7 separate regions of the Homo sapiens genome follow, and regions 1, 2, 4, 5, 6 and 7 are each linked to region 3. The links are chromatin contacts, found by Hi-C or POLR2A ChIA-PET in ENCODE. All regions are on one chromosome and are shown on one strand. Each heading gives the region's core, a stretch centred on a gene start or an enhancer-like site at or near the end of the contact. The rest is flanking DNA. Distances are from core to core; before and after follow the strand shown.

Region 1 (2,984 bases), core at 137-2,636, 4.3 Mb after region 3:
TCTCCCTTCAGGTGCGGGCCTGTGCAGTATCCTGGGCACTTCACAAGATTCTAATGCCAGTGGCCTTGCAGAGCACATTTTGTAACCCACGACCAGTGGCCTTATTTTTCTTCTGTTACTAATAACTACAGATCCAATTTAATTCAGCAAATATTTTATTGAGTGCCAGGGTGTGTAAACGTGTTGGGCTGGATTTGGTAAGGGCTAAGGAGATGCCTGAGGTTTCCTATCTGTGGCCAGCAGTTCTGCCCGTTGTGGTGTGACCACACAGCTGTTTTGTTCCATGCCATCTTTAACCCCACAGGAGCAGAGAGAGTGATTAAAAAAAAGTTGGCAGGGGCCACCTTGGAAAATGCAGGAAAAATGGGGGCAGGAGGTAGTGAAATGGGAATCTTGGTGGGCAAGCTTTGGAGAATGAGACTAGAATACCTTTCTTTAGGAAGTTCTGTGGAATGGTCTCAATGTCAGGAAATCTTGCAGTATTTGGCTCATATTTTAAACACCTTAATTTTATCTATTAGTTAAGAATCAATCTTGTATTTGTCTCTCCTTTCTATGAGCACTTCACTCCTGAGGACAGCCCACTATCTTAATAAAATACATTAATATTAATATAATACATGATATTAATTATAGTAATATTAATACATATTATTAATATTGATTAATCCAGATACTAGACATATTATTGAGATTTTTCTCTTCTACTGTTTATTGATGTTAAATTTCATTTTTTTGCTTTGATTGAAACATTTCCATTTCATAATCTCTCCATCTCTCTTTATACATATAAATGAAGCACCAGAATTTAATTTTGAAGAATTCTAGTCTGTTTTTCTTACTTTCATAGTGAGAATTCAAGAATTCTTATAATTCATTAGCTAAATCTACAAAATTCCATATCTTGTTTCTAAATACTTTGAATGGATAAAATAGAATATTTGTAAAGCAGAAAGAAATTAGACCGGCATAAGTCAACATGCATACATATTGAAATAAAGAGTGAAATTAATGATCATGTTACTAAATACAATGTATAATATGTGTTTGCTGCAGAAAGCAGCAATTGATGAGGATTCAAGGCTGGGATCTTACACTACTTTGAAAAGCCTGGCATTTGGCAAAATGCTTAGCAAGAAATTGTTGAATTTGACTAAATGTATAAATTTAAAGCAATTAGATAAGAAAACCTTAGTCTTTTAGCTGAAACTCAAAATATAACATGCTAAGAAAAAAACAAGAAAATCAAATAACTTTTAAAGAAAGCTTTTTTTTTTTGAATGCTAAGTTTTTAAAACAAGTTCTTACTTGTAAAGTACTTACAATTAGTAAACAAGGTTCCGAGCAGGAAATGTCTTGTGGCCTGGGAGAGAATCTCACCACAAATGAAAACTACGTGAAAGGGGAGAGGTAACTGTGTTTCTATCGCAGGGCATAGTACATAGAACAGTTTCAGACGCTCTTATTGGCCAGAGTAATCCAGCAGAAGTGGTTTCAATGTGTGTTTCTCTTATCTGGAGAATGAATATATCTCTTGCCAAATAAGGTGTGTTTCTTTTCCTATATTGTGTTAGGTACACTGATACGTCTTTTTAATGGGGAAAGGATTTAATTCATTATATAGTTTGATTGGTTTTACATGTCTGGCAGAGCTTACTGTTGTTTTTTTGTGTTTGTTTTTTGTTATCTTTGTGGGGAAAAAAAAGATCATTATTGTTTCAGATTATATAGTAGTTGGCATCTCAAGCATCCTTTAATGGTATCAACTTACAGATACTGAACATTAAAATAGGCCAAGCATTATCAATGACTTGTTAATGACTTTGATAGTTAGGCCTTATTTTTTCAATTTTAGAGGTGAGGAAACAAGCTCAGATTCTTGAGCTGACTTTCAGAGGCCACATAGCTAACAAGTTACTCACCTAGGATTTTAGCTCATGTCAGCTCAGCTCCAAACTATGGCTCTTTTTACAATGTTGCATCCAATTTCTTTGTACCTTTTTAATTATTCTTCTTATTGGTGGTATTACTATTTCTTTCTTTTGAAATTTTTATTCATAGTCTTTGAATTTCTGATCCCATAGTTTAAACTATCAAAAGACAAAATTACAACAAATTTAGTTTAGAAGATGTAATTGCCTTTTATTTGCAATTCTAGAATCAAGCAACACATCATTCTATAAAATAGAATGAGTGTCCTGGTGAGTATGAAGAAAGCGGAAACAGAGAAAAAAAGATAGATTGGTTGTTTCAAAGTTACTTTCCTTATAGGACTAAAACAGAGAGGACTTCCTTACTACACTGACTGAGGTTGACTGAAATCTCCTGTTTTTTGGAAAACTGGTCCATTTCAAAGTTCAGTTTGATTATATGTCACTTAGCACAAGCGACTTCATTCTGGTTTGGTCTGATTTTCTGGGGCCTAGAGCAGGAGGCTAGTCCATAACAATGGCCTCTCATAAACTTTGTTTAACAAAACCTTTCAGAAATGAGGGTGGGCCGGCACAGTGGGAGGCCCAGGCGGAGGACTGCTTAAGGTCAGAGTTCAAGACAAGCCTGGCCAACACAGTGAGACCTTGTCTCTAAAAAAAAACAAAAACAAAAACAAAAAATTAAAAAATTAGCCAGACATGGTGGTAAGTGCCCGTAGGCTTGTAGTCCCCGCTACTTGGAAGGCTGAGGCAGGAGGATTGCCTGAGCCCAAGAATTTGAGGTTACAGTGAGCTGTGTTGTGTCACCACACTCCAGCCGGAGTGACAGCAAGACCGTGTCTCTAAAAAAAAAAAAAAATTAAGAAATGAGAGTGGCCAGCTTTCCTGTCATTCACTCTGAAGTTTTTGCGGATGGGAAATCTTTCCCACTAGAACAAGGCTATTGTGTGAGGTTGTACAGTGAGAATGTGTGGCATTATGGCAGACTCTAAGTGCTTAGAGTCCCTTTTCAGTCCCAATTCCTAGCTGCCATCTGCTAGCCACTTAACATTT
Region 2 (2,975 bases), core at 49-2,548, 3.3 Mb before region 3:
GACCTATAGAAAAGAGTTTAGGATGCACGTACAGGCCTGAGACTTGAACTTGCTTCTAATAATGAGGCAGTGACCAGCAAGGCTGACTTGTGAAGTGAAAGAACAAAAAATAATAATACTCAGATTGACGATGATAGTAACAGTCATGGTGGTATATATTTACTACTCATTTACTTCAGGGAATGCGCCCTGTTAAACACTATACACGCCCTTTAGTATATAATCCTCATACACTTTTATGAAACAGGCGCGATCATCTCCATTTTACATACGGGGTAGAGAGGAGCTAGCTAAAATCAGTTATTAAAGAGGAGAGCTAAGATTTGGGGATAGGGCGGTTGAGGTTCCAAAGCTCAAGTTTTCTAAGCAAAATTTTTGTACTGTTTCTTGCAAGGAAAATCAGGAAACTTCAATTGAATACGTGCCAATTTAAAAAAAAATACAGATTAAGAAGTTTTCTCAGAGTAACAATACATGCTTATTAGGCACTTTCCTATGCATAATTTCCTATTTAATGGCAATTACATGATTGTCTTCTTTTTTGGGACACACGTTTTCTCCTACGTCTGAACATGTGCACTGCCTTTAACATGAAGCTGGCAGGCTATAAAACTTTACCACAGGAGCTGAAATCGTATTCGGGTTCTCCACTTGCTTATTTCCATTATCTCCACTTCCATTATTTCATCACACACCTGAACGGAAAACCCCAGTACAGGCCCGGGGCTGCCTCAGTCTACTTCGGCAGCAAAAGACGAATAAGCCCACTGGCAGAGACCACTGTGCAAGCCTAATCACTTCCCAAGAAGGGTTTTGCTTTAAAGGTACGAAGCAGGTAGGAAAGGTGGGGCTTATCGCCTTGCCAAAAACGTTCTCCTCAAGAAGAACCCAGTTCCAGGTGGAAAAGGTATCCTGAAAATCAGGTTAACCTCAAACTTAAATCCAAGCCTAACCACCTGCCCAGCCCGCCCCAGCCCAACCTGACGGAAGCTTGTCAGGGAAGAGTCCATAGAAGGCGTCACCTTTAGGAGACATCCTCTGTCATAGTGCTCGCAGCCCCGCTGACCTCGCTCTTGACCGCTGGCGCCATCTTCCCGGGCCGTCGCCGCCATCTCCTCCACCTCCCCTCACATTCCACCGATCCTTCCCCCAGGATAAAAACCACGCCCAGAGAAGCTGCGCCTCTCTAGCACACCCCTCCCAGCCCCAGCGGCCACTAGCGACAATATGGCTCCTAAGCACGTGACCCGGGGCAGACGGATTTCCGGTTCCCGGGGCTACGAGGCGGAAGCGAAGGCAGACGCAGTCTCCGTCGTTGACGTTAGTCGCAGTCTTCGCTGCTAACGGTAATAACTCTTAGGTTGCCTGTTTTCCCCCAATCGCTACCCGCCCAAATCTCAGGGCGTAGTTCGGCGCGAGGTTGGCGGCAGCGGCGCGGAGACGCTGGTTGGCCCCAGAGGAAAGGACGCTCACTGGGCGCATCGTTACCTGTGACGGGTCCTCCCTCTCTCCCTCCGGTGGCGGGGAGCCTGGAGAAAGGGGCGGAGCTCGGCCCGGGCCCTGGGCTCAGCGGGTCCCGCGCGCTGCTCTTGGACGCCAGGGTGCTCGCTGGCACCTCGAAGTGCTTCTTGCTTCCTCCCTTTCCCGTTTACTTGCTGTTCTTTCAAAATATGTACTGACATTCACTATTGCCAGTCACCAGCTAAACCGTGAGGACAAAAAGTAAGGAAAAATAGACACACTCCACCATGACCTCATGGAACTAACAAGACTGGTGGAGGAGGAAGACATTAATAAGAGCAATCACTGCAATAAATGTAAGATTACAACCTGGAGAAGTGCTAGGAAGAAGTGTGTGTCCTGTGAGAGCTAATATTAGAGCAGCTCTGACAATCTGAGTGTCAGTGAGGGAAGGCTTCCCTGGGGAAGCGATGCAAGCCGAGGGCTGAAAGATGGGTAGGAGTTAGTGTGCAAAAGGCTTTGTGGCACAAAGAACATGGTACCTGTTAGAAGGTGGAAGGAAAATGTACAAGCCAACAAAATTGAAATCATACTCGGGGTACACAGCTAAATATGTTTCTCCTTATTAAAGAGTCAAGGCCCTGGAAAATGATGTAAGCAAAGCTGCAGGTGTTAGAAGAAGATATTTGTCTTTAGCTTTCTATCCTGATTTTGTGTTTCCTAAAACACCGGGAAAGGGAAAATATTCCCCTTCAGCTTTCCGGTTACTAACTCTTAACATTCTAATTTTCTTTCAGTTTTGTTATGAGTTGCTAAAATGGTGAAATGCTGCTCCGCCATTGGATGTGCTTCTCGCTGCTTGCCAAATTCGAAGTTAAAAGGACTGACATTTCACGTGTAAGATTTTGCTGTAGTTAAGCCAAATACTTTGGCCATGTTATAAAAAGCAAAAGACAGTTCTACTTAAGTCTTCAATTTTGAACTTTAGTTCCCGAGTCCTTTTTAAATAACCTTTTTGTTAAATTTGAAGTGACAATGTGATACCTTTACATGTTTATAATTTAGTTTAAAAGTTTTAAGATATCAGAGACTTTAAGATATCAGAGACTGGTTTACAAAAAATACCATAAGGCTAACTTTTGCTAATATTATTACTTTGTATTTTATCACACCGCCAAAGAAATTCAATGTTGTTTACATGTAGTTTACAATCTGAATGAAGGAGCTTTGCTCGAATATATTGCCCTCTCTATTTAGAAGTAGATCAAGCATAGGTTATAGAGAAAAAATACAAATTACAAGTTAAGACCAAGGGATCTTTAGCTGTGTTGCAAATAAATCAAAATGATTTTAGTTTCATATTTTAGCCATTCTCTTGACAGCCATGAAGGAGTAAGTGAAGGAGTAATAAGATTTAATAGTTGTTCACTTGTTAAAGGTTTATTTTGCTGCTTTTGTGCCAGGCACTGTCCTATGTGTTAGAGAAAGATCTCCTAGCTATTTTGTTAGATATA
Region 3 (3,075 bases), core at 539-3,038:
TGGAAATCCCCAACTGCCACACCACATCAATCATCTGACATATAATCTCACTTCCACTAAGCTGGAATCTACTTTAAACGTCAGGTCTCTGGATGAAGAATTTTAGTTTAGTGGGTTATGTAGCAGAAATGCCTAAATCCAGAGCACTATTTTAGTGTTGGCAGAAATAGCTTCTCTTCAAATAGCAGGGAAGAAAGAACAAGGATTTTAAGTTCAAAGTTTTTGTCTAAGCACATTTTCTAATGTTTCTACCCGTTATCTCATTAAAAAGAATAAAGAAATAGGGGTGGGGATAGAACCACATTCATCTACTTTCATAGAAGGTGCATACTGGAGTCCTGCAGATACAATTTATTTGATCTATATTTTAAAAATTAGGGAAATGCCACATTAGAAAACAGTTCCAGGTTTTTGGTTCTCTTAAGAAACTGGAACCTCTGGGCACAGTGTGTGTGCCTATCTTCTTTTGTGGAAAAGTAGGCTGGAGCTGAGAATTGGCTGCTCTCTTTACACAGGCTCTACAGTTTGCCATTCCCTACCACTCCTGAATGTTTTACACCCATATTTATTTTGTTGCTTCACCCTGCAGTCGGGAGACTCCTGCAGTTTATGAAATTGATACAACAGGGCTTTTTTTTTTTTTTTTTTTTTTGGTAGGGGGTGCAAATCTCTTTGATTTGAGGGGAACGCAGTGGTCGCTTTTGCTTCCAAACAGCCTTAAATCTGCCCGTTTTTCAACGATCTGACCTTACTTTTTCAGGGTGGCCAAAAGCACAAAATTATGAATCAAAGAATGGTCCCCAATTACCACGAGCCAGCTGTGTGACCTTGGGCGACTCCGTTAAGTTCTTTTAGCCAAGAGTGATGAATGGTCTGCAAAACGACCTTAATACCTGTTCTGAATACCCCCACATGGCTGTGGTACAGCAGGCGTGAGATGTTTAAAGTACTCCTAAGTAATTTATAAACTGCAAAACGCTTCCCAGCACAAGCGTCCGCTACAGAGCGCGACGACACCGAGCCGGTTTAGAAGTCCAGTTACTGGAATCCACTCCAGTTCCGTCCTGCTCCCACCTCCTACGCTCAGGGTGGGCGAGCGGAAGGAGACTCTCAAGGGAGAAGGCCTGGAAAACTGGCTAAGAAACGAAGCGAGAAGTTCCTCAGCAGGGGTAAAGTTGTTGGCGGCATTTTTAAGCCCCTAGAGTGGCACAGCGACTCCCGGTCGAGATGACGGACCCCGGTGCGTGACCAGCGCGGGAGCCAGTCCCGGGCCACCTCCCTGCTTGAAGTCGGGCCTGGCCAGTACCCTCCCGGCGCAACCCCGGACCCGGGACCCCCGACTTTGCCCTAGTCCCCAACCCCCACAATCACCTCCCTTGGTCCCCCTCCACGTGACAAGAGCCGGAACCGTCACTTCCGGCGGCGCGGGCAGCGCGCCTGCGCGGGTCGCCCGGCCTCAGTGAGCGGTTGGCAGCAGCGCCCCCCCCCCCCCCCCGCCAACGGCCACGAGTGGCGGGCGGCGCGGGTTCGGCCGGGGCGGCGGCGGCGCGACGGGCTGCGGTCCTGCGGGTTTGTGGCCTGAGACGTCTAGCCCACTCCCTGGAGGGGCCGGCCGCCCAGCCTCTTTCGCTCTCTTCCTCTACCCCGGCTCGCGCTCCAGGCGCTTAGTGAGGCGGCGGGACGCCCGGGGCACTGGCGGAGGCGGCGGCGTCGCCCCTGGATTCGGACCCGCCCCCTCGCGCCCCGCCCCGTCCCCGCCCTCCCCACCGCCCTCTGCGGGAGCCGGGCAGCTGCAGCGGAGCCGCGGAGCGGGCGGCGGGGCCCAGGCTGTGCGCTTGGGGAGCGCGGAATGTGAGGCTTGGCGGGCCGCAGCACGCTCGGACGGGCCAGGGGCGGCGACCCCTCGCGGACGCCCGGCTGCGCGCCGGGCCGGGGACTTGCCCTTGCACGCTCCCTGCGCCCTCCAGCTCGCCGGCGGGACCATGAAGAAGTTCTCTCGGATGCCCAAGTCGGAGGGCGGCAGCGGCGGCGGAGCGGCGGGTGGCGGGGCTGGCGGGGCCGGGGCCGGGGCCGGCTGCGGCTCCGGCGGCTCGTCCGTGGGGGTCCGGGTGTTCGCGGTCGGCCGCCACCAGGTCACCCTGGAAGAGTCGCTGGCCGAAGGTACGGGCGCCCGGGGAGGCTCGGACAGGCAGGTGAGGGAGGGTTGGGGTGTGGCGGCGGCTTCTCCGGGTCCTCGCCCTCCGGACTGACTCTTATACCCCATTCTTCCTCTGCTGCCGGGCCAGCGGGGGCTCCTAAAGAGTGGCTCGGGCTTTCTCTCTTAAGCTGGCTTTTCTTGCCGCTGGCTGCCCCGGCCGGTGCACAGTTCTCTCATGCCTAGTTTAAATCATTTTCTGTGCTTTTTGACGCGAGAAAATAGGTAGTAGACGGGCTAGGAAGTGGGTTGGTGTTACGATTGGGCCAGTGACTCATTAGAGGGTCAGATCGAACAGGGTTGAAGCTCCGTTCTGCCAGCTGTGGCTCAGACGGGTGTCATGCGTTGGCCTTTTCATCTAAGCCTCCACCCGCGCTGCAGGGCATAGGACCCTGCAGCCCCTGGTGTCAAGCTGGGCTTTGCTGCAGCTCAGTCATCTGTTGAAAAACAATGTATTTGTGTGCATGTGTGCGTGTTGGAGGTGATCCTTTGCTCTAAATTCAGTTAGTAGGTTGCACTGAGGAGCAGGTAAACTTGGAGCCCATTTATCTTTGTTATTTAGAATCTTCTCTGTTGGACAAGGTGCTATTCATGCCCTCCCAGTATGTCTCTTTGATAGTAGTTTAAAAGGTGATATAAAAGCAGGTTAACTTTCACTTAACGAGGTTTTGTGGTCGGTCCTTCATGATCTGGAACAGGTTATGACGGCAGGTAGAAGTCTACTTACAAAAAAAGTTTACTCCATTTTAAAAGAAGAACTTAGAATTTAGTTTTGTATTTCTGGCATAATTGCCTTGTAGAAAATACTTGCCCTGTGTGCTGCATGCTTCATTGGCCTTTGAGTTTTTAGTTGCAAAATGATACTACAAAATAAACACTTT
Region 4 (2,934 bases), core at 136-2,635, 4.1 Mb after region 3:
TCAAATTTCAAATTTCACAAATAACCGCGGACGTATTTAAGATAAAATCACTACAAAACTACAAAAACACTACGAGTTATCCAAAAGTTCTTAAGAGTCTACAAACCTCTCCCTGAGCTGTTAATTAAGGGATAGTGAGAAACAAGGAGCACAGAAGAACCACTAAAAAAGGAGAGTAGGCTGGGCGTGGTGGCTTATGCCTGTAACCCCAGCACTTCGGGAGGCCAACTCGGGCGGATCACTTGAGGTCAGGAGTGCCAGACCAGCCTGACCAACAGCGTGAAACCCCGTCTCTACTAAAAATACAAAAATTAGACAGGTGTGGTGGTGGGCGCCTGTAATCCCAGCTACTCAGGAGGCTGAGACGGAGGTTGCAGTGAGCTGAGATCGCGCCACTGCACTCCAGCCTGGGTGACAGAGCGAGACTCCGTCTCAAAAAAAAAAAAAAAAAAAAAAAAGGAGAGTAAGCTTTTGCCAACTCTTGAATAAACGGAGGTACAGAAAACGCAGGACGCTGTAACAAGAACACACCCTTATCGATTAAATACAGTTATAACTGCCCACAAAGACAACCAAATTTCAGTTTTCTATAGTTAGAAAAAATAAGTTAGGAGAAAGGATTTGTCACAGACTATCAGATCACTGCAACTTCAAATAGCCCTACGTAAAATTAATTCCTTAAGCGCAAGAAAAAATTTATAATGCCCACAAGTCCAGGCAATATTTTGGTTTATTTTACAACAGCCCCGTAATTTAACAACTTATTAGCAAAAACATGTAACACTTAATGAGACTGCCCTCAAAGTACAGGCTGCGCCTGGCTACCACCGTCCTTAAAATAATCCTAGTTAAATGACAGTAGACGTCAGTTCAAACCTATGAACCTTTAAATCTGGCAATAGTTCAAGTACAAAAAAAAATCCTAACCAAAGCCAAAGTAATCCTGAGATTTTTTTTCCTCTCCTCACCCTCGGGGACCGCACCTCTTTGTGCACAAGGGTCTGAAAGTCTCCTAATCTCAAACTCCAGTTACCAGCCCGGCTACTACTCCCCGGCAAGACACTGTCGCCAGCCTCGGGTGGCTTTTGCTCAGCAGTGGAGACGTCGGCGAATGCGGACGGGCGCGATCACTGGAGTCCAGATGCCAGGCGTTGTTCCGCCGGGCCCGAAACCAAGACTAGGGGCGCGCCGTCACCAGAGACCGGGCCTCAGGCTGGTGCGGGGCAGCGGAGACCCAGGCTGCGGTCCCAGTTTTGGCCTGGGCTCTACCTCAAAGCTTAAGGACCGGCGAAGAGGACAAAAAGCAACGGGCGGACGCACCTGGCGAGGACCTTCGGCAGCCGGATCCTGCGTTAGTGCAGCGCTCGTCGGACTCTCCCAGCATTCGCCGCCGCCCCTCCTCCCCGGCCAGGGCCACCTCCACGTTCCGTTCCAACGTGGCAGCCGCAGCCGCAGCCACGCCCTGCGCCCAACACTTCCGGGAGCGACATCTTTCCCCGCCCACCCGACGCACAGCCCGCCACGGCACTTCCGGGACCGGCGGTAGCCTGGGAGGCGGGGTACGGCTCCGCTGGTTGGTGGCGCTCTGCGGTCATCGCGCCCCGGCGATCGTAGAAACCCTTTTCTGAGGGGCGGCGCGCAGAATGTGGATGGGGTAGCCAGGACTAGTGGGTAAAGGACTAGTGCAGAGGGTGTCCCCGTCTGGCCGAATAACCGCCGTGGCCCGCAGGAACGCCACGTAGCACTAGTCCTGTGAGGCGTCGGCAGCCCCTGGCGACACTGCCCGCGCCAAACCAGGTGGAAAATCGGGCTGCAAGGGCTTTATTGTAATTTGTGACTGAGTTCTTAAAATTACCCACTTGATTGCACATTCTGGCGTTTTGAGAACTTATACAAAGTGAAACAATCTGGGCATTCCCAAAGGCTATTGTGGACAAAGAGGTATAGATGGGGTGTTATATTAATTCCAATTAGTACCGTTTCATACTTGTTACTATCCCATGGTATTGAGACCCGGTAGCACTCACCTTCTGCCACTGTTTCTCCACAACCTCAAATCTAATTAGATGCGTTGCCTAAGTGTACTTTTAGTTTAGGGAGGAATTATTTTACAGCAAGGTGAAGCCAAAGGAAAATCACTTGCTAAATTACCAGAAATTGGATTCAACCCAGATCTCCTAACTTCTAGACAAGTTCTTTTCTCATTACATCTAGCATTCAAAGCCAACTCTTGCACTTTGGGTAGCTAAAGCAGAAGGATCCTGCCCCTTGAACAGCAGCAGTGTTAACATTCCCACAGTCAGCTACATCTTCTGTAACATTCCATCTGAAGCTTGCAGCTTCATAAGACAGCTTAACATCAATTCACGCCAACTTCTGAAATAATGAACCCAACTTTTACTGGTAGTAATATATTCTCTTTCAGTCTTCTAATTACCATTTTCTTTCAACGCAGTAACTAAGGTTATCACTTTGGCCTGAATGCTAGTCAAACTGATTGGGATTTGTTTTTGATTAGTCTTCAATTCAAACAAGTAAATGCTCCATTTCAACCGCAAGCAGCTTTCTGTTCCTAGTGCAATTAAAACTGAAAGACGTTGAAGCAACTTTACCTTTTTACATTTATCAGACTTTTTCAATAGGCTTGTATTACAGCTTCATGCAGGTCTGGGTCTCAACCTATCTTTGCTTTGCTGTCACCACTTTCAAATCTAATCACATCCAATTTCACTTCCAGCATTATCACTTTTCTTTGCTGCTCTGTCCTTTGTTGACCAATTACCTCTTTTAATTATCCATTTTTATAAATGGTCACAAGTTTAATCTCTGGGGTCAAGGAGGCAACAGTACTATGCACTTTGTGCTCTGCTATCTGTGCATGAACTAAACAGATGATCAGTAACAAATCAACAAACTTTGAAAGCAAAGTAATGT
Region 5 (3,262 bases), core at 722-3,221, 4.3 Mb after region 3:
TTGTATGTCTATCCTTTGCCTCATTTCTGGTAATGTGTTCTACCTGTACATATATAATGTATGCAAAGGTTATTCATCGCATTGATTAAAAATAACATGTCCTATAAGGATTAAATAAACTAAGGCATACTCTCACTGTGTAATATCCTCTAGCTCCAAAAAGAGTGATTTTGAAAGACTGGACAGCTGGTAAGATGTCCAGCTGTCTTAGTCTGTTTTCTGTTGCTTATACCAGAATACCTGAAACTGGGTAATTTATAAAGAAAAGGAATTTATATCTTAGAGTTATGAAGGCCAAGAAGTCTAAGGTCAAGGGGCCACATCTAATGAGACCCTTCTTGCTGGTGGGGACTTGCTAGAGTTCAGAAGCAGCACAGGGTATCACATGGCAAGGGAGTGACCTTCCTAACATGCTAGCTCAGGTCTCTTCCTCTTCTAATAAAGCCACATGTTCTCTCCCATGACAACCCATTAATCCATGAATAGATCAAGGGTTTTGCCCTCATGATCCAATCACCTATTTAAGGCCCACCTCTAAATACTGCCACATTAAAGATGAAGTTTCAACATGAGTTGTTTGTTTTTTTTTTTTTTTTTGAGACGGAATTTCCCTCTTGTTGCCCAGGCTGGAGTGCAGTGGTGCAATCTTGGCTCACCGTAACCTTCGCCTTCCAGCTTCAAGTGATTCTCGTGCCTCAGCCTCCCGAGTAGCTGAGATTACAGGCACGTGCCACCACACCCAGCTAATTTTTGTATTTTTAGTTGAGACGGGGTTTCTCCATGTTGGTCAGGCTGGTCTCGAACTCCCGACCTCAGGTGATCCGTCCACCTCGGCCTCCCAAAGTGCTGGGATTACAGACGTGAGCCACGGCGCCAGCCCTCAACATGAGTTTTGGAGAAGACAATTATTTCAAACCACAGTACCAGGAAAAGTGCAAAAAAAAAAAACCAAGGCAGAACAATTATGTGGTGTTGCTTGTGAGAGGTAAAATTTTATTTTATTAATATTTGCTTGTATTTGCAGAAATTCTATAAGAATACATGAGTATTGAATGTTATACAAACGCAGGCGACCATATAATCTTCCATTGAAATGGAACGGTTTCTAGAATGAAAGGGAGGATGTTATTATTATTATTATTATTTTTTGAGACCGAGTCTCGCTGTGTCTCCCAGGCTGGAGTGCAGTGGCGCGATCTCGGCTCACTGCAAACTCCGCCTCCCGGGTTCACGCCATTCTCCTGCCTCAGCCTCCCGAGTTGCTGGGACTACAGGGGTGCACCACCTACGCCCGGCTAATTTTTTTGTATTTTTAGTAGAGAACGGGGTTTCACCGTGTTAGCCAGGATGGCCTCGATCTCTTGACCTCGTGATCCGCCCGCCTCGGCTGCCCAAAGTGCTGGGATTACAGGCGTGAGCCACCGCGCCCGGCCGAAAGGGGGGATATTAATCATTACTCCAGGACGACAGAGGGAAAATCGCTTTGTACTGGACAAACTGGAATGTCTGACCAACCATTATAAAGTGCACGGAGTGGGAGGAGGAATAGGGACATTTTAATTGTATTTCTAAAAAGTATCTTCTGTGGTGAATCGGAAACAAAACTCATTCTTTACCACAGGCAGTTTAAGCGCTGCCTGAAAGATCGAAGGACGGTAAACCACAGACGTGAGAAACGGAACTTTGCGAAAACGCAGTCGTTTTATGTACCGGCTACTCATTGGAGTTACACCAGAGACTCACTACTGGAGTTCATCAGCCAATCCAAAGTCCAAGCGTGAGAGCCAGAGCCTGTAGGAGAGACCTGGGCAGGCCTCAGACCTGAGGAGTGGAGCTCCGCATCACTCAACCCTGGGGGCGGAGCTAGCCCAGGCTCCCACACCCGACGCTCTGGCCCACACAGACGCTACTCTGTAGCATCTCAGGTTCCCTCTGGCTGCACTCTGGAGGACCACACTCGTTTTCTTTTTGGCTGCCAGAGGCCCCCGCATCCACCGCTGAGCTGGGAGAAAGATGGCGGCAGCCGTGCGACAGGATTTGGCCCAGCTCATGAATTCGAGCGGCTCTCATAAAGATCTGGCTGGCAAGTGAGTATTTCCCAGGAACGCGGGAGTACAGAGGTGGGGAAAGAAAGCCACAGCCTTAATCTCCTTAGGTTGGCCACGGCTCTTGGGCGTGAAGCTAGGAGCCGGCCTGACGTCCAAGGGGGCGGGCCTGAGGTCGGCTGGGGAGGCAAATGTTGGGAGAAGCAGAAAGCTGGAGGGGACCTTGTGCAGGGGCCTTCGAGGCTATAGACTTGAAATGATTGTCAGCTTGTTCAGTTCTTGATAGAATCTTTCTGGTCCCTTAGGATTTTGGAACAGCGGTCTGAGAGACGACTGCTACCCTGGCCTTAGTAGCCTTCCCTGGTACCTCTTCCCATCGCTGGCCGGCCTCACACCGAATCTGGCCTCTCTTTGGACCTTCCTCCTCTTTTTTTTTGATTCAGAGAAATGTATATTCTGGGGCCTTGATGCTGCGTTTTTCGGGGAGATGGCTTCTTGGGGCTGGCTGAGGTTGAGGCGGTATGGCCGCTGTCATGTCGTCCAGACCATTCAGACTGTCTTCTGTGGGTCCTTGTGTTTCGGGTATTTTCTCTGCCACCAACTCTGATGGCACATAGGCGGAATGTGCTCATATCGTGGGTCAGGATGTCTACAGTAGTGATGTTTGCAGGAATCTGAATTTTGTCGAAATTTATATAGAATGCTTAGGTTCACTCCAAGTTAAAATGTGTGACGTGCCTGTTCTGCAAGCAGTTGTCAACAGTATTAAGCATAGGTAGGTAGACGTATATTGTTCATTTTCTCTTTGTAGATGTCACAGCATTTCTCTTTTGTAATGAACATGCTTTCTGTTTAAAGTATGCCTCTCTAGGCCGGGTGCAGTGGCTCACGCCTGTAATCCCAGCACTTTGAGAGGCTGAGATCACTTGAGGCCTGAGAGATCTGAGAGGGAGGATCACTTGAGGGCAGGAGTTCTAGACCAGCCTGGGCAACATAGTGAGACCCCCCCCCCCGCCGCCACCCGTCTCCGTAAATAAATAAGTAAATAAAGTATGCCTCTCAAGTTGATCTTAATGTTTACATCCTGACAGCTGAAATCACTTTGATGTATATTAATGGGATACACCTGTTCTAACCTGGTCATTGAAATTCTGACTGTTTTAAGTAGGCTAGGCTGCCTTTTCTCTGGTGGCAAACGTAATCTACTTTTATCAGTG
Region 6 (3,134 bases), core at 322-2,821, 3.6 Mb after region 3:
GCACAATACAGGATTTGTTTCTCTTAAGAGGACTACAGGCCTCCCTTAGTGGGCGGGAAACAGATATCAAGACACCAAAATAGGATCCTGGGCACCGGGAAAAAAAGGGGGCTGGGGGTTGTAAAAAATTAGGTTGCACATAAAAAGTAAGGTACAATCTGTACTAACAGTTGGGGAACCCAATAGCTGAGGGCGCGAAAAGGGTGCGCGGTTAGAATAACTCAGTGGGGTGGGGGAAGGGTAGATGCTAGGCCGGAGATAGGAACAGCTCCAGTCAAGTGCAGGCCCGATCGACTAAGAACTTAACCAGAGCCCGCGGAGCAAAACCAATGTACCAACAAGAAACTCGGAGCATTTCACCAGACCCAATTTGGTCTGCATGTCAAAATGTAGGGCCTGTATGAGTATGCCATTGTGCGATAGCGTATGGTGGAGAAAATGAGTAAATCCTTAGGCGAAACTTATTCAAAATCCCAAGAAAACAGTCGGCCTAAGGCCGACAAGGGAGAGGCAGAGGTGGACAGCCTACGCGTTCCCCAAAACATGTGCTTATAAACAATCGCATCGTTTCAGGATGGTGGAGAAGCACCAAATAAACCTTAGTAATACAAACAGAGAAGCTGTTTGTGTCTGTGTTTTTATGCCCAAGACTGTAGAAAAAGGGAAAAAGAGGGGACAGCATGGAAAGAAAAAAGGTACCCCACGACAGGCGGGAAAAAATCCTGGCGGCTAAGTCGGTGGGAGGAGACCCATGGCGAGGGAGGAAAGGAGGGCGGGCCGAGGAGCAGCATGGTGACGGCTAAAGGTGGAAACGTGTGTGATGGGGGAGGGGGGCGATAAGCAGGCAAAGGAAGAAGGAAATGAAGGTCCGGGGAACCCAACATAGAAAAAGGGAGACCAGTGCAAGGAGGCTGCATGGGGGCCCGGAGAACGGGCTGAGAGCGGGAACCAGGCCTAATGGCGGGGGAATAAAGAGGGGGAGGGGGACTAGTTGGGCCTGACTATCCTGGGATGCCCCTTACTCACCCTTCATCCTCCTCGTTCTTACTGGCGTCAATCTTCGCCCCCTCCGACTCGGCGCTGCCCCCTTCGGTGCCTCCAGACGCGGTTCCGCCCCCGGTCCCGGCTCCGCTTCCCGCCGCCGCCGCTGCCCCCTGTGTCGCCGCCACCATGGCTCCCTCCTGCTCGCCCGCCGAGCCGCCTACCGCCGCCGTTGCCGCTGCCGCCGCCCCGTCCCCGCCGAACTGCTCCTCCGACATAGTGCTAGTGTCTCCGCCGCTGCCGCCGAGACTACACCCGCCGCTGCCGCGAACCGAAACTAGCAGCAAAGTAATCCCCGCCGCTGCCGCGCGCCCGCTCTACCTCGCGAAGCACACAAGACAGGGAAGGCGCGCGCGTGGCTGCAAAGGCTCCTGCGCCTCTCCCTGGCCTGCCCCCTTCGCCTCCCACTCTCGCGCGGCGCACACTCCCGCTCTCTCCCGCTGCACTAAAAAAGAATAAGCACCAGCGGCGGCCGCTCTCGCCTCCTCCTCGCTTTAATGGCGCCGCCGCGGACCACCTAAAATGGCCGACGGAAGAACGGCGCGTCCCGGTCACGTGACGCGAGAGCGCGCCCTTCGCGCGTCCCCCCACCCCTATCCCCCTAGTTTTTTTTTTTTCCCTTTCCTCCTCGGTCCCGCCCTCTCGCTACCCTTTATACCTTCCTCTCACGCTCCGCGTTGCACAGCCTTGGGGGCCTTTAAAAGGAACCGGAAGTGTCGTGAGCTAAGACAGTCGCGCGGGGACCATCGAGAACAAGGAGTGCTGTTTCGAAGTAGCGGCTAGAGGGGCCCCCTGCCTCCGCCCCCGCCCTTCCGAGGATTCCTGGAGTCCACTCACCCCTCCCCACCACTCCAGTAGCGGCGGGAGCAGCAGCGTTAGGCCGGGGTGTGGCTGCACCTCTGCGAAGGCTGTCGTGCCCCGTGCAGCTGCGGCGTTCGGGTGGGGGAGGGGAGGCTCACACCCTGCGGCGGCTTAAGCCTGGATTTACGCACTGGAGGAGGGAATTAGCCCTGAGATGTCAGCCCTGTGCCCCTGGCGCTGTCCACCCGGACGCCCGCGGAGCGCCAGGCGCCGCAGCGGACCGCGCGCGCACTGATTGCCGCAGCTACTCTCCCTGCCGTCGCCGCCCGGGACCGGGTGACATTGAGGTTTTCGTCTATCGCCGCTGGGCCGATAGGGCTTCTTTTTAAGATTTGGCTTTCCAAGTAAGATTTTTGTTTGCCTGCTTTTCTCCTGGAATTTTTTTGTTTTTGGTCGAAGAAGCAGGTAACTTGCATATCTTAAGGAAAACATTGTTTTTGCTTTGCTTTTGTTGTTTAAAGATCCTAAAACGTACCGTGATTCCTTTACGTTACTAATAATTGGAAAGTGTGTTAAATCAAGGGTTCGCTTAATGTTCTTTAGCCTTTGTACATAGAATATATAAATGTCGTGAGTCATCTTTACGAGGTTTATGAGTTTGTGTTCGGGTTTGGCTTTTTTGTTGTGTGTGCGTGGTTTTTTTTTTTCTTTTCTTGTAACACCGTTAGGCGTTTCATTAAGGTGTATAAAAAGTAATTTTATACACCTATTAAAAATTCCCGCTGCCTCGGCTGGAGACTGGATTATTCGGGCTTTGGGATTTGCTGCTTCCAGCAGTATCCTTAGAAGAAAATGAAGCTTCTAGGTACTTCTGTAGTCAACAAATAATTATTTGCCTGTTTAATTAAAGTGTTCGGGCACGGGGGAAACAAAGACGAGTTTGCAGACTCCAGCAAAAATCTTAAGAGTTTAAGTATTTGGGCCGGGCGCGGTGGCTCACGCCTGTAATCCCAGCACTTTGGGAGGCCGAGGCGGGCGGATCACGAGGTCAGGAGTTCGAGACAAGCCTGACCAACATGGTGAAACCCCCGTGTCTACTAAAAATACAAAAATTAGCCGGGCGTGGTGGCCGGTACCTGTAATCTCAGGTACTCAGGAGGCTGAGGCAGGAGAATCGCTTGAACCCGGGAGGTGGAGATTGCAGGGAGTCGAGATCATGCCACTTGCACTCCAGCCTGGGCGACAGAGCGAGACTCCGTCTCAAAAAAAAAAAAAAAAAAAAAGTTTAGGTA
Region 7 (3,039 bases), core at 391-2,890, 3.1 Mb before region 3:
TAAGCAACAGAGATATAAAATGAATAACATAGTCCTGCCCTTAACAGTTTGGTTTAGCAAGCATTTATTCAATGTACACCATATACAGTATCAATAACTGCAAAGTGCTAACATATAGATGTGTACCTACATTTTAGGGAAAGCTTTCAAGAATGATGTCAGAGTTGAGCCTTAAGGAATTAGCAGGAGTTTGCTTGATGAAGAGAAAGGAAGGGAAGGGCATATCCAGGTCTGAGAAAAATGCCCAGAGTATGTGGGGGAGGCAGGAGCTGAAAAAGTAGGCAGGAGCTAAATCATAACAGGCCTGTATGACAAACTAAGGAGTTTGCACTTTATTCTGGACAGAATGGGGAACAACTGGAGGATTTTAAGAGGAATGACATGAACAGATGTTTTGTTGTTGTTAGTCTCACCCAAGGATGGACTGGAGATTGGACTGGAAGGAAGCCAGGGCTGAATGCAGACAAACTAATTAGGAGGCTGTTGCTGTCATCTCAATGAGAAATGATGAGAAGAACATAATCTATGTCACAGGCACAGAGGATGGAGAGCAGAACACCTATTTGAGAAATATTCTATAAATAGAAATGATAGGACATGACTATTGATTGGACATGTGTGGGTGGAAAGCCAGAGTCTAAGATTCTTCCCAGCTTCCTCTGTCTAGCTTAGGCAATTATTTGGACAGTGGTACTACTGAGCACGGCACGCACACAGTAGAAGCAGCATATTGACTTTTTTTCTTTAAGGGAGGCAGGGAAAGATGACGAGTTCAATTTTAAATGCTGAATCTGAGACCTGTGGGGAATCCAAGGGGAGAGGTGCATGAGTCAGTTAGCTAACTAGACCTGTGCTTTTTAGCCTCAAGAAATTTACAAGACTATTCCAGAAGCATGTGTACTGACAACCTCACTGCCAAAGGAACAGGCATACCAATTAGAGAAAATGACAATTTTTCATGTTAAAAAAAAAAAAACTGAAAACACAGGGGTTGAGAGTTAATAACGAAACATTATGTTACTCGCCAAACTGACACAGCAGAACAATGTATTTCTCTAGTAAGCTAAATGTAGGGTTTGATGGGTTTCCTCCTGACGACACTTGAAAATAGAGGTGTACCTGGTGTTTAGATCTAGGAATTCCTTTCAGCAGGTTTGAAGAGCAAGAGCTGAGAAATGCGCCCTCCAGTGGCAGTGGAATGAGGGGTGTCTAGTAACCCTTTTTACCACCAAACAAAGCCCTGTAAAGAAATGCAATTTACCGGGATCAGAAAGCCACAATGCTGGTACCAGTAAACCGTCAAACCAAGCGAACCCTCTCAGGCGCCAGGAAGCCTTACCTGTCACGTTGGCCAAAGGAAAATTTCACTTTCGACTCAACAAAATAAGACCTCAGATTTGATAGCTTGCAGTAAGTCCCGCTTGGCGACGATTAAACACCCTGCAAGTCGAAACGCGTAGTCTAATCAAATCCTCTCCAGCCTGCAGGGCCGGGCTTCCACCACGTGGGTGGCTGCGGCCAGCAGGATCAATCCGCGAAGGGTGGGGGTAGGAGGCGTGCCCCTGCGGTGGGAGGCGGGGTCTGCGCAGTGGGTGGGGCTTCGGCGGAACCTAGCTAAGAGGTTCCTCTCGCCTCCGCTCCCCTTTTGCCTTCAACCTTCGAGCCGCCACGTAATGCCACGTCCCCGCGCATGCGCATCTTGGCCGCTGCTGGCGGCTGTTTCCGGGCTTAGAGGGCTGGAGTGGCCGCCGAGTTGGAGGCGGTGGTGGCAGCAGTAGGAGTGTGTAGAGTGCGGGATTGGGGCCCAGGCCCTGCGGAGGGCGGGGGAAGTTGTCTTCTTTTTTTTCCGGAGGGGCCGGTAAACCTGGTGGCTGAACGGCAAGATGAATTTCCTCCGCGGGGTAATGGGGGGTCAGAGTGCCGGACCCCAGCACACAGAAGCCGAGACGGTGAGAGGAGCAGCGGGTCTGGGACTTGGGAAGGGGTCCGGGCAGGGACGGGGACGGAGCACTCGGAGACCCGAAGGTCACCTCCAGCGTCCCACCATGGAGGGGGCATCCACATGCCGCCTCCCCCTTTGCCCTCCTTCCGCTCCTGAAATCCCAGAGTTATTCAATCACGCCCCCAGCTCAGTCCCCATTGCTGCCGTTCGGCCGGACTGACGGCGGCCGCGCCCCGCAGCTCTGTAGGCCCTGAAGCTCGGGCTAGGAGAGTGGTCCGCAGGTGGTACCGCACGGGAAGGGACGGATGCGCGGCCGAGCTGGCCCGAACTGCCTCCCACGCCCCTCGGGGCCGTGGGCCCCTCCCTCTTTCTCTTTCGCTCGTCTGCACTGGCCGAGAGGAGCCTGAAGTCCTGCTCCCTCCCTCGCAGTCTGAAACTGGGGCGTTGGGGAAAACTGCGAGAAGGTTTAAAACCCAGCTGTTGGTGAGAGCATTTGGCTAAGAATAAAACGATATTCTTTGAAGGACAAATCCACCTGCTCCTGTCCCATCAACTGGAAGAGCGGTCGTTCTGCCTGGTGTTATTTGTTCAGATCCGGCTTTTCGGGCTCACCCAAATATATATCATTTGGCAAATGCTACCTTGAACGTAGTAGGGATCTTAAGCGCTCAAACTGCTTTGGGGACACGTCCACCGCTTTCTGCCTGAACTCCTAATGACATGATTTGCGGCGTTATTTAAAAAAAAAAAAAAATGGTTAGCCGCTGAAAACATTATTTAATAGTTGCTTAGATTCTAGGTTTAGAATACACTTATTTTGAAGTTTGGTTAGTGTTTAATGGAATCGAGGGTGTATGCCTTTTTGAAATAAACTTTTTATTTGAGAAGAATTTTAGATCTACATAAAAGAGACTAAGTATAACACTTTAATGGCTAACTTTGTTAATGGGATCCTGAGGGATAATATAGTAGCTTTCATTTGTCAGGCTCTTACCTTGTGCTAGGTTCTGTGCTGAGCTCTTTATATTCCACATTATGCTTTAATCGTTAACTACCCTGCAAGATAGGTGAGAGTATTCTCACCTTAAAAGTCAAAA

Evidence for each region. Hi-C counts contacts between places; a loop is a spot of excess contacts on that map. ChIA-PET counts read pairs that join two places held with the same protein, here RNA polymerase II (POLR2A). Pooled maps may share reads with other maps.
Region 1: a loop to region 3 is called in a map with no recorded cell type, with 6 times the contacts of the local background. The contact joins the promoter of PLAC8 here to the promoter of BMP2K in region 3. A Hi-C loop is called at or near these places in 2 of 37 single-sample maps with no recorded cell type and 5 of 50 pooled maps.
Region 2: a map of CD4-positive, alpha-beta T cell shows a loop between it and region 3 (12-fold over the local background). The contact joins the promoter of THAP6 here to the promoter of BMP2K in region 3. A Hi-C loop is called at or near these places in 2 of 168 maps with a recorded cell type or tissue (CD4-positive, alpha-beta T cell and naive thymus-derived CD4-positive, alpha-beta T cell), 1 of 37 single-sample maps with no recorded cell type and 13 of 50 pooled maps.
Region 4: a loop to region 3 is called in a map of CD8-positive, alpha-beta T cell, with 17 times the contacts of the local background. The contact joins the promoter of SEC31A here to the promoter of BMP2K in region 3. A Hi-C loop is called at or near these places in 2 of 168 maps with a recorded cell type or tissue (both CD8-positive, alpha-beta T cell) and 12 of 50 pooled maps. POLR2A ChIA-PET finds 5 or more read pairs at or near these places in 1 of 52 experiments (H1).
Region 5: a loop to region 3 is called in a pooled map, with 16 times the contacts of the local background. The contact joins the promoter of COPS4 here to the promoter of BMP2K in region 3. A Hi-C loop is called at or near these places in 4 of 50 pooled maps. POLR2A ChIA-PET finds 5 or more read pairs at or near these places in 2 of 52 experiments (OCI-LY7 and activated T-cell).
Region 6: a map of CD8-positive, alpha-beta T cell shows a loop between it and region 3 (11-fold over the local background). The contact joins the promoter of HNRNPD here to the promoter of BMP2K in region 3. A Hi-C loop is called at or near these places in 4 of 168 maps with a recorded cell type or tissue (CD4-positive, alpha-beta T cell, CD4-positive, alpha-beta memory T cell, CD8-positive, alpha-beta T cell and 1 more), 2 of 37 single-sample maps with no recorded cell type and 16 of 50 pooled maps. POLR2A ChIA-PET finds 5 or more read pairs at or near these places in 1 of 52 experiments (activated CD8-positive, alpha-beta memory T cell).
Region 7: a map of CD8-positive, alpha-beta T cell shows a loop between it and region 3 (15-fold over the local background). The contact joins the promoter of USO1 here to the promoter of BMP2K in region 3. A Hi-C loop is called at or near these places in 2 of 168 maps with a recorded cell type or tissue (CD8-positive, alpha-beta T cell and naive thymus-derived CD4-positive, alpha-beta T cell) and 11 of 50 pooled maps. POLR2A ChIA-PET finds 5 or more read pairs at or near these places in 2 of 52 experiments (activated T-cell and activated naive CD4-positive, alpha-beta T cell).

Annotation. Positions count from the first base shown.
Region 1 is chr4:83,113,343-83,116,326 of GRCh38, forward strand. PLAC8 (placenta associated 8) reads right to left here and starts at 1,387. Exons shown (of 5, transcript NM_016619.3): 1 at 1,324-1,387.
Region 2 is chr4:75,513,175-75,516,149 of GRCh38, forward strand. THAP6 (THAP domain containing 6) reads left to right here and starts at 1,299. Exons shown (of 5, transcript NM_144721.6): 1 at 1,299-1,346; 2 at 2,259-2,358. The coding sequence starts at 2,279. RCHY1 (ring finger and CHY zinc finger domain containing 1) reads right to left here and starts at 1,229. Exons shown (of 9, transcript NM_015436.4): 1 at 1,023-1,229. The coding sequence starts at 1,112. RefSeq lists enhancers at 338-1,268, 955-1,434, 1,269-2,199, 1,775-1,994.
Region 3 is chr4:78,774,562-78,777,636 of GRCh38, forward strand. BMP2K (BMP2 inducible kinase) reads left to right here and starts at 1,789. Exons shown (of 16, transcript NM_198892.2): 1 at 1,789-2,160. The coding sequence starts at 1,983. It overlaps BMP2K-DT (BMP2K divergent transcript), which reads right to left and starts at 1,409. Exons shown (of 1, transcript NR_186689.1): 1 at 1-1,409. RefSeq lists enhancers at 1,025-1,655, 2,288-2,918 and silencers at 1,122-1,371, 1,462-2,131, 2,493-2,693.
Region 4 is chr4:82,889,768-82,892,701 of GRCh38, forward strand. It overlaps SEC31A (SEC31 homolog A, COPII component), which reads right to left and starts at 1,386. Exons shown (of 27, transcript NM_001077207.4): 1 at 1,321-1,386.
Region 5 is chr4:83,033,212-83,036,473 of GRCh38, forward strand. It overlaps COPS4 (COP9 signalosome subunit 4), which reads left to right and starts at 1,972. Exons shown (of 10, transcript NM_016129.3): 1 at 1,972-2,087. The coding sequence starts at 2,014. RefSeq lists enhancers at 1,492-1,611, 1,685-1,979, 1,742-2,091, 2,192-2,241, 2,282-2,341 and 2 more.
Region 6 is chr4:82,372,420-82,375,553 of GRCh38, forward strand. HNRNPD (heterogeneous nuclear ribonucleoprotein D) reads right to left here and starts at 1,572. Exons shown (of 9, transcript NM_031370.3): 1 at 1,027-1,572. The coding sequence starts at 1,259. It overlaps HNRNPD-DT (HNRNPD divergent transcript), which reads left to right and starts at 2,149. Exons shown (of 2, transcript NR_183813.1): 1 at 2,149-2,246. RefSeq lists enhancers at 121-170, 1,531-1,700 and a silencer at 1,071-1,170.
Region 7 is chr4:75,722,937-75,725,975 of GRCh38, forward strand. USO1 (USO1 vesicle transport factor) reads left to right here and starts at 1,641. Exons shown (of 24, transcript NM_003715.4): 1 at 1,641-1,949. The coding sequence starts at 1,884. It also overlaps a transcript of G3BP2 not described here. RefSeq lists enhancers at 831-1,751, 1,752-2,671, 1,768-1,847 and silencers at 1,428-1,597, 1,932-2,109.